Regions from separate parts of the Homo sapiens genome. Here region 2 is linked to region 1. A link is an interaction called in ENCODE POLR2A ChIA-PET data of the cell type or tissue named here. Cell type or tissue: Panc1. All regions are shown on one strand. Each heading gives the region's core, and the rest is flanking DNA. Links, peaks and the distances in the headings are about the cores only.

What was found. Peaks named below come from ENCODE experiments on the same cell type or tissue, not always from the same donor. Only the 100,000 strongest peaks of a DNase experiment are listed, where the experiment ranks them.
Region 2: POLR2A ChIA-PET joins it to region 1 with 19 read pairs; 2 of 35 experiments call an interaction of 5 or more read pairs at or near these places.

Annotation. Positions count from the first base shown.
Region 1 is chr16:14,220,519-14,225,897 of GRCh38, reverse strand. All of the region lies in intron 8 of MRTFB (myocardin related transcription factor B), which reads right to left. Among named protein-coding and RNA genes, the nearest start is that of TRT-CGT2-1, 63 kb to the left of the region's middle. In Panc1, for the core only: no CTCF peak of the experiment used is centred there; no DNase peak of the experiment used is centred there.
Region 2 is chr16:13,954,786-13,960,164 of GRCh38, reverse strand. No RefSeq gene overlaps it. Among named protein-coding and RNA genes, the nearest start is that of ERCC4, 37 kb to the right of the region's middle. RefSeq lists enhancers at 2,356-2,475, 2,289-3,488 and silencers at 2,576-2,635, 2,656-2,705, 3,946-4,015. In Panc1, for the core only: no CTCF peak of the experiment used is centred there; a DNase peak (open chromatin) is centred at 2,274; H3K4me3 peaks cover 1,703 bases; H3K27ac peaks cover 5,000 bases.

The DNA.
Region 1 (5,379 bases), core at 74-5,073:
AAAGATGCTATCAAACTTCCCCAGTGGTCACGTCCTGACAAGAAAGTCTGAAGATGTGACCAGCTGCACATGTTTTATCCTAAAAGCTTGCTATATAAAGAATATCTCTGGGAGGCTGAGGTGGGCAGACTCTCTAAGCTCAGGAGTTCGAGACCAGCTTGGTCAATATGGCGAAACCCTGTCTCTACAAAATTAGCCAGGCATGAATGAATGAATGAATGAATGAATGAATGAATGAATGCTTTCTGGATGGCAGGTGTGGACAGCCACCCAAGACATTGCTTCTGTTTTTAAGTTCCTATAAAATATTTCTCTCTGAGAAACTGGGTTTGTCAGCCTCTTTCTTTGGCCTCTGAGCTTCCTCAGCTTTTGGGGGTAGGTTTGCATATGCCTGTTCACAGATTCTACGGATTTTTTGTTTGTTTCCATAGGAATTACAAATAACATCTTAGAATTACGACATTCTATCTTACATTGATAACAACTTCAGTCACATAAAAAAATGCTACTTCTTTACAGCTTCACCCCCTCTATGTTACTGACATCATTCACAAACTACGTTGTTATATACTGTGTGGCCATTAACATAGATTTGTAATTTTTAATGAATGTGTATTTTAAATCCTGTAGGAAAAAAAGTAGAGTTACAGACCAAAATTATAATACTGTTTTAATATTTGTCCATGTATTATCTTTTTCTTTTTTCTTTTTAGATGAGAATTCTGCTCTTGTTGCCCAGGCTGGAGTGCAATGGCGCGATCATGGCTCACCACAACCTCCACCTCCTGGATTCAAGCGATGCTCCTACCTCAGCCTCCCGAGTAGCTGGGATTACAGGCACGCGCCACCACATCTGGCTAATTTTGTATTTTTAGTAGAGACAGGGTTTCTCCATGTTGGTCAGGCTGGTCTTGAACTCCCGACCTCAGGTGATCCGCTCGCTTTGGCCTCCCAAAGTGTGCTGGGATTACAGGTGTAAGCCACCGTGCCCAGCCAATTTTATATTTTCATATGGCTTTGAGTTACTATCTGGCATCCTTTCACTTCAGATTGAAGGATTCTTTTTAGCATTTCTTGTAGAGCAATTCTAGTGGTAATAAACTACCTCTGCTTTTGTTTGTCTGGGAATGTTTTAATTTCTCCTTTATTTTTGAAAACAATTTTGCTGGATATACAATTTTCAGGTGACTGTTTTCTTCTTTCACCATTTTAAATATATCATCCCACTGCCTTCTGGTCTTCAAGGCTTCTACTGAGAAATCCACTGATAGTCTTATTGAGGATTCCTTGTAGGTGACCAGTCACTTTTCTCTTGCTGCTTTTAAGATTCTGTCTTATTTGACTCTAGACAGTTGATTATAATGTGCGTTCCTGCGGGTGTCTTTGGAGTTTATTGAATTTCTTGTACAGGCATTGTGGTCAACAATGGGCTGCACATAAGAAGATTATAATGGAGCTGCTCTATACAGGTGTAGTATTTTAAAAAACCATTTACACTGTAAATGTAGTAAAAAAACCATTTACACTGTAAAGGCACACTGTAGTAGGTGTAGTAGGCCATACCATCTAGGTTTGTGTAAGTATACTCTATGATGTTTCACAACAACAAAACTGTCAAACAATGCTGATATAATTTGAATCATGACCAAATCTCATGTCAAATTGTAATCCCCAAGTGTTGGAAGAGGGGCCTGGTGGGAATCATGGGGGCAGACTTCCCCCTTTCTGTTCTCATGATAGTGAATGAGTTCTCATGGGATCTGGTTGTTTGAAAGTGTGTAGCATTTCTCCCTGTGCTCGCTCGCTCTCTCCTGCTGTCATGTGAAGACATGCTTGCTTTGCCTTCACCCTTCTACTGTGACTGTAAGTTTCATGAGGCCTCCCCAGCCATGCCTCCTGTACAGCCCGTGGAACTGTTAGTCAATTAAACCTCTTTTCATAAATTGCCTAGTCTCAGGTAGTTCTTTATAGTGGTGTGAGAACTGACTACTACAAATGCTTTGCTCAGAATGTATCCTTGTTGTTAAGCAAAGCATGACTGTATTTGTATATCCATGTCTTTCCTCCTATTTGTGAAGTTTTGGGCCATTATTTCTTTAATTACTGTATTTGCCCCTTTCTCTCTTTCCTTTTGGAACTCTCATAGTGAATACATTGATCGCTTGATGGTGTCCTATAAGTCTCTTAAGTCTCTGTTCACTTTTCTTCATTCTTTTTTCCTTTTGTCTTCAGACTCAATTTCAAATCATCTGCCTTCCCATTTGCAGATTCTTTCTTCTGCTTGTTTGAGTCTGCTGTTCAAGCCTCTAGTGAATTTTTCAATTCCATTATATCTTCAATTACATAATTTGTTTGGGTTTAAAAAATAATTTCTACCACATTCTCAGTTTGTTCATATATAGTTTTCCTAATTTCCTTTAGTTTGTTGTCCATGTTTTCTTTCTTTTAGTTTTTGAGTATATTTAAGATAATTACTTTAAAGTCTTTGTCCAGTAGGGCAGATATGTGTGTTTCTTCTAAGATAGTTTCTGGAGATTTATTTTGTTCCCTGAATGGTCATATTTTTCTTTTTCTTTTTTGTGGGGGTGTGTGTAGGGTCTCGCTCTGTTATCCAGGCTAGAGTATAGTGGTATGATCTTGGGTCACTGCAACCTCTGCTCCCTTGTCTCAGGTGATCCTCCCACCTCAGCCTCCTGAGCAGCTGGGACCACAGGTATGCACTACCACGCCCAGCTATTTCTTTTTGTATTTTTAGTAGAGATGGGGTCTCACTATGATGCCCAGGCTGGTCTTGAACTTCTGAGCTCAAGCAATCCACCTGCCTTGGCCTCCCAAACTGCTGGGATTACAGGTCTGAGACACTGCACCCTGCCTTGTTTTTTTTAAATGGGATTTTGCTATGTTGCCCAGACTGGACTTGAACTGTTGGATTTAAGTAATCCTCCTGCCTCAGCTTCCCAAGTAAGCTGGGATTATAGGTGTGTGCTATCATGCCTGCCTTCTTTGTATCTTTTGTTGAAAATTTGGCATGTGAAAAAACAGCCACCTCTCCCTATTTCTAGTGTTCTTATTTCTCCGCAGCCTCACCAGCATCTGTTGTTTCTTGACTTTTATTCTGACTGGCATGAGATGGTATCTCATTGTGGTTTTGATTTGCATTTCTTTAATGATCACTGATGTTCAAGGTGTCGCTATGTTGCTCAGGCTGGTCTTGAACTCCTGGGGTCAAGTGATCCTCTCACTTTGGCATCTCAAAGTGCTGGAATTATAGGCCTGAGCCACTGCCCCCTGCCTCAGTCAGGAATAATAATAATAAAAAAAAAAACCTAAACAGGGAAATTAGAAAAATGTGTTTAAGCCAGGGGTGTCCAATCTTTTGCCTTCCCTGGGCCACACTGGAAGAAGAATTGTTTTGGGCCAAATATAAAATACATTAACATTAACGATAGCTGGTGAGCTAAAAGAAAAAAAAAATCACACAAAAAAACTCATAATGTTTTAAGAAAGTTTATGAATTTGTGTTGGGCTGCGTTCAAAGCTGTCCTGGGCCGCATGCAGCCTGTGGGCTGTAGGTTGGATAGCTTATTTTAAGCCATAGGATTAAACATGCAGCACAAAATGAGTAATAAATACATGACAAAATTTGGCTCAGGCAAACAAGAAGGAAAGTGAAATCTAAGGCAGAGATTTCACTCAAAGTATGGTCTGTGGACCTCTGTTACCTGCCTGTGACCAGTTAGAAAGTCATATAGAAATTTGATGTTACCCCACCACTTGTACTTTACAAGGATTAGTCCACATGCATCGAAAATTAAATGGGCCAGGTGCGGCGGCTCATTCCTGTAATCCCAGCACTTTGGGAGGGCGAGGTGGGCAGATCACCTGAGGTCAGAAGTTCAAGACAGCATGGCCAACATGGTGAAGCCCTGTCTCTACAAAAATACAAAAATTAGCTGGGCATGATGGCGGGTGCCTGTAATTCCAGCTACTTGGGAGGCTGAAGCGGGAGAATCGCTTGAACCCGGGAGGCAGAGGTTGTAGTAAGCTGAGATCACACCATTGCACTCCAGCCTGGGTGACAGAGTGAGACTCCCTCTCAAAAAAAAAAAAAAAAAAAAAGGAAAGAAATATCTAAAAAAATCAAGCTAGTCCTCCACTACAGCCAATTCGAGGACTGGTCAACAGCAATGAAATTTACCATCAAACTCTTACAATGAGTTATTTTCAAGATTAAAAATTAAGAATCTCAAAGAACCCCTGAAAGACAAGACGTGTATGTTGCTCTTTTATTATCTTGCTTTACAAGCACATTTTAGTAAATTGTGTCATAGCTCGTCTTTGTGGCAGTGGTATGATGGTAATTCTAAAGCAGGAAAAAACAGACTGCAGAGAGAGTCTCCAAGGATCTGTCATGCATTAAATCAGTTAAGTAAAGTAAGTACTTGCTGTGTGCTGGACCCCTGTGCTGAGTATGAGGTTACTAAGATAAATCCCTGTCCTCTAGGAACTTTGTGTCTAAGGAGAAGCAATGTGTCAAGGTCCTTTCCCCTTGGGCTACGAATATGAAAGTAAGTATATTTAGGTAGATAAATATATTTTATATACATCAAGTGAGATGCCTGGGCAAATTCTATAACCAAACACTGGATAACAGTGAAAATAAAGTATAAAATTTGCCAAAACAAAACTTATCACCTCTAGATGACATAAAAATCCCCAAGACTTTACCAGCATCATAAAGTTCGCCTCTGTAGTTAATTAAAAAAAGAAACCAAAACGAAGCACCTACAACGTATTAATAATCCTACTTAAGAATTATCTTTCTTTGACATCTGTATGGCATAGTTACCATGGACATGCTTCTTTAATTACATGAATAAAAGTATAATAAGAATCTTTGTCAGATTCCTTACTTATAAATACTAGAACACTTAATACAAGGGGGTTTCATGAAGGCCACAATTTTAAGAGGTCTCAAGGCACATAGGACAGAAATGATTTAACAGGCAAAGCTACAGTGGAGCCAACCCTGACTCCAGGTTTTTTTTCTTGAATGTATACATAGGAACTGTTAACATCCTGTAAAGTGGGTCTTCTCCCATCGCCCTAGTTGACAGATAAAAAGCTGACTGTTAATGTGGTCTGCATGTAACAGGCAGAACTGTACTGCAGCAGCACTGAAGGTACTACGAAAACTAATGCTTAAATTCAGGAATGACCCAAGGCTTAATGTGTGTTGCACTGGGAATAAACAGACCATATTTATTCTTCAAGAAACACTGTTATTACTATTTTCCTTCAAGGAATTCTGGAATGTCAGCTCACTGTGTGGGAATGCCTCTTGTTAAAGCGTCTCAATTAAAAACTTAGCTGGAGACC
Region 2 (5,379 bases), core at 330-5,329, 270 kb after region 1:
GCCTCCTTTCCCATCATTAAGGGCATTTATCTGAAATAGAGAGAGATCATGTACTTTTCAGAAGATCATAAGCAAGTCCATGCATGGATACACGTTCATATTTTCCCACTTGAAGTTATTTACATTAAAAAAAAAAATCCGGGCCACTCCACCCTCATGGCTGCCTGCTCTTCGATTAACCTGGCTTGCCGAAAGACTTTGTTCTTTCTTTTGTGCCATCTAAGCACACACGTATTCATTTCTCCCTAAATTAATTTGCTCCCTGGTGTGCTGGTTTCCAAGCTTTAAGTCATTTCACGTGTGTGTGTTTTGTGGCCACAGCCCAATGGCACAGCTCTTGCATGCTGTCATGCTGTTGGCTTGACTCAACTTGAATTTGCTGAAACCTGAAGGCAAAAACAGCCTTCTCCTGTCCTGTGGCCGCCTGGGGTGGGGTACCTTGAAGGTGCTTCTTTTTCCTTTGCTACTAGGTTGGTGTAAAAGTAACTGCGGACAGGGCACGGTGGCACATGCCTGTAATGCCAGTGCTTTGGGAGGCTGAAGTGGGTGGATCACCTGAGGTCAGGAGTTCGAGACCAGACTGACCAACATGGCAAAACCCCGTCTCTACTAGAAATACAAAATTAGTCAGGTGTGGTGGCACATGCCTGTAATCCCAGCTACTCAGGAGGCTGAGGCAGGGGAATCACTTGAACCTGGAAGGCGGAGGTTGCAGTGAGCCAATGTTACGCCATTGCACTCCGGTGTGGGCAACAAGAGGGAAACTCTATCTCAAAAAAAAAAAAAAAAAAAAAAGGAATTGAGGTTTTTGCCATTGAAAATAATGGCAATAACTGCAATTACTTTTAAAAAATGTTTTATTTATTTTTTGATTTTCATTTTTTTTGAGACGAGTCTTGCTCTGTTACCCAGGCTGGAGTGCAGTGGTGCGATCTCGGATCACTGCAACCTCCTCCTCCTGGGTTCAAATGATTTTCCTGCCTCAGCCTCCCAGGTAGCTGGGATTACAGGCACTGGCCACCATGCCCGGCTAATTTCTGTATTTTTAGTAGAGATGGGTTTCACCATGTTGGCCAGGCTGGTCTCAAACTCCTGACCTCAAGTGATCCACCCACCTCGCCTCCCGAAGTGCTGGGATTACAGACGTGAGCCACCGCTCCTGGCATAATAACCACAATTACTTTTGCACCAATCTAATACCCAACAGCTCCCCCACCCTCCTCCAAATTTGTCACAACCTGGGTTTCACCTATCCCGACTGCCTTCATTCCCTTTTACCTAGTGAAATACGGAGTTGAGTAAAAATAAATGTTACCTACTAACACACACTCTGGGAGTCTGAGATCAGCATTGGATGCTGTGACCTCATGATCCCTTCAGGCAGGTACTCTGTGTGTGTTTGCACCCAAATACAAGCAATAGATCGGTATGGATGGGGAAGGGAGGAGGTAACACTGAACTTCATGATAAATCATAATAATAATTAACCACCACGCAGGATGACCAGTGCTCTCTTCATTGTTGCGTCAAAGGCCACCAGGCTATCTACGCTGATACTGCTCAGCTCCTGGTGTTGTGGGTCACTCCCTATAAATTCCCTCCTGTTTCATTCTGGCTGCTGGATGACTCAGTTTCTTCTTCTAATATTCTGTCTGTATCTTCCCTTCTTCTAAGTGTAGGCATTTTTAGCATTCTGTTAGTCGTTTACGGTTTCTTTACCTTAACCACTTACTTATTCAACCAATGTCTTCAGTTCTCATTTCAATGCAGGTGCCTACTACATCTTTTTTTTTCCTGCTAAACTATGTTTCTTCTAAAAAATATTTGAAGTATAATTTATATACAATACACTGCACATATTGAGTGTATGCTTTTATGATTTTGACATCTATACATTGCAAAACCATCACCGCTAAAATTACAAACATTTCTATCAATTCCAAATGAGTTTCTTTGTGAGCACAGCCAATTTTTATCCTTACTCTGGAAGCTCTATTGGTTTCGAAGGGATGTGACCTGATGCAGAAGCCCAGGGCTTAACATGGGGTCACTGATAATATTCAAGAAATCAACAGAACTCTACTCAAAAATCTACCTCTTTCTCAGGGGGAAAATTCCCAACAAGACTTGGGACTTCAAGTCTGACTCATGCTGTGTCCTGGGGCGCAGACTCGGGCTCTGATAAGAGGAAGTCAATCTGTCCTCTATTTGTTTATAATGAGTCATGCTCGAAGTCAGGCATCTAGTTTTTGTCTCTCCTCTGTCATGGTTAGGCAAGAATTGGAGGAAGATACACCCCAATTCGGAGTGCAGTGATCCTTAAAGTGTCCGAGGGCTCCAGTGTAGTTCAGGACGTGGGACTTAATGGGGACCCCTACCAATGGAGGCCGGGAGCACCAAGTCTTGGAGTTGAGGTCTACCTTCCTCCCACATCTCCAGGGCAGATGTTAGTGAGTTACAGATTTATTTGCAAGAGGAAAGGGAAAAGGCAGCTGAGTTTTCAGTAAGTCCTTGAGTCCTGTCCACTCTACCCCCTACCCCCATCTATTAGTGACAGAGGGCGGCATGAGTCACAACTCTCAGCCCAAGCCCACACTGGAGCAATTAACCACATAATTGCCTCAGTGATGAACCTTCCCCCAGCTGCAAGCCGCCCCCGGGGCAGCGCTCTAGGCTGTGAGCCAACAGCCTTCAGTTGCATGAATTGTGAAGGCCTGGGTTTAAACAGCCGAAGTTGCAATTCTTTTAGCCAATGCCTTCTTGGCTCCAATTTAAAATTCTTATACATGAGTCCTGATGGGAGCATGGAGGATGTTTCAACTAGAATTAATGTCACAATCAAGTCAACATAAAGTAGATTTATCTGCTGTTTCCATGCATTGCAGCAAAGTGCTCTGTTCTGAGAACAAATTACCATAGCAACTCAGCCGCCCCAGTTACAGTAAGCTCAGTACGACCAAAATAAAAATCCTTACCAAGTTGTAGGATTGGCGAGTGAGAGTTGCTGAACATCGACTTTCAGTTTCCAGATGACATTAGCCAGCATATATTTTGGTTTTAAAAAATCGCTGAAAGGGAGGCTTTAAATAATAACAAAATTATAAAGCCAGGTTACAAACAGAGAGGGGTCCTAGGCTGTTCCACCGCGAGCTTAAACACAAGCAAACTTCAATGCCAAACAGCAGCGTTTTTTTGTTAAAACAGAAGGCTGCCGAAAAGGCTCATTACTACTTATCGTGGCGTGCCCATTCCGTTTCACATGGTGGGGAGCATGATCAGGTTGATGCTGGTCTTTAAGAAGAAGCAATTCAATACAAAAACAGGTTTTCTGTAGGTGTGAAAGGAAGAAAAGCAAAACCACGTTCGTTTTTTTCCCTCCACCCCCATCCCCCACAATACTAAATTTTGGTTCTGCCTAATTCTCTGTTCTCTCTCTAGTGCCTTCCTTCTCCCACTTTGCTCTGCTCCCTCATCCTGATCACCAACAAGCAAAATCGCCCCTCTGTTCAGCCTGCCCATCCTCGTTTTCTTCATCCTCACCACCCCCCATGGCTTCCTCAGACCCCCAGGCGGGCGTGTGCCCCTAGGTCTCCTGGACACACCACACAGGATGACCAGCGCTGTCTTCATTGTTGCCTTGAAGGCCGCCAGCGCTCATACGGCTCAACTCCTGATGTTGTGGGTCACTCCCTTGAAATTCCCTCCTGTTTTCATTCTGGCTGCTGGATGACTCAGTTTCTTCTTCTAATTTTCTGTCTCTATCTTGCCACCTCCTAAGTGTAGGCATTTTTAGCGTTCTGTTAGTCGTTTCAGGTTTCTTTACCTTAACCACTTATTTATTCAGCCAATGTTTTCAGTTCTCACTTCAGTGCAGATGCCTACTACATCTTTCTTTTTTTCCCCCTCTTTTGACACAGTCTGTCTCTGTCACTCAGGCTGGAGTGCAGTGGTGCAATCTCCGCTCACCGCAACCTCAGCCTCCCAGGCTCGAGAGATTCTCACGCCTCAACCTCCCAAGTAGCTGGGACTACAGGTGTGGACCACCACGCCCGGCTAATTTTTGTATTTTTAGTAGAGATGGGGGTTTCACTATGTTGACCAGACTGCTCTCGAACTCCTGGCCTCAAGTGATCCGCCCACCTTGGCCTCCCAAAGTGCTGGGATTACAGGCGTGAGCCACCACGCCCAACCCCTACTACATCTTGTATTGAGACTGTCCCCTGGCTCTCTGCTATCTCAAAATCAACCTGATCAAAACCGTACTTCTCCTTTCCCATCAAAACTGTACTTCTCCGTTTCCAAATCAAGTCCTTCTCTAGACTTTAACTTTTCTCTTCAACAGTCTCATCATCTCCTGAGCCCAGGCTTAAAAAGTAGGCATTATTTAGACTCTTCCCGGGCATACATTTCATTTGCCACCTTCCAAAGATTGTCCTTCCTTCCATTTCGAAAGCTGTCATTCTAGTTCTGGCCTTCGTTACCTGTTGCTTAGATTGTTACAACAGCTTCTGAGGTGGTCTTTTCACCTCCAATCCTCCCTTCTAGACAGCAAGGTCTGGCAGAAAGATGACAGGTTTTGGAGTCTGAATCTGCAATGTCCTTCCACTGTGGCTTTAGTCACTTAATCTCTCAGTATGTCTCTTTGTCTGTAAAGGTAGCATACACAACCCACATGGCACACTGTAAATTAATATTAGTTCCTTTCCATTTCAAAATCTCTACTGCCAGACCAAAATTTTAAAAGTCTTCTGGTTCATTTTTTCCTTAATTGAACATTCGCTTTTCTACTGAAATGAGAACTCCTCATCCTAGCCCTTAAGAGACTCCTACAATATGGCCCTCGTATTGCTCCTACTTAGCGTTCACAACTCCCTCTTTAAACATTATTCTATTTCCCATCTGTTTCTTCACTAATGTGGTAGACCGGGGCTGAAGTGCAGAGCCCTGCATCTGTCTGCTGAAATCCTAGCTGTTTTTTAAGACCCATCTCGAATTCTACCTCCTCTCTGAGGCTATTCCTGTTCCCTGCAGGGATATGACCTCTTCCTCTGACCTCAGGAACACTTCTATCTCTCTTGTGGATTTTTTATTCTTCCACCTGCTCATTTTCTGCCTCTGACTTCTCTTCACTGCAAGACTGAATGTCCCTCGATGGCGTGGACTGTTTGTTATAGCATCAAACCCAGAGAGAGCCCTCTGCCTTATGCACTAATGCCTGACGCTGAAAATAAACCTGCCTGGTCACGCTTCTCTTGGTCTACTAAACTGTCTTCTCTCCTAAGCTTCTGTTGGGTGTCACCCTTCCCAGAAATAAAGTTGCACAGGGAGGCAAATCTTTTACTCAGTTAAGAGGACTCTTTAATTGACACCAAGTTCTGG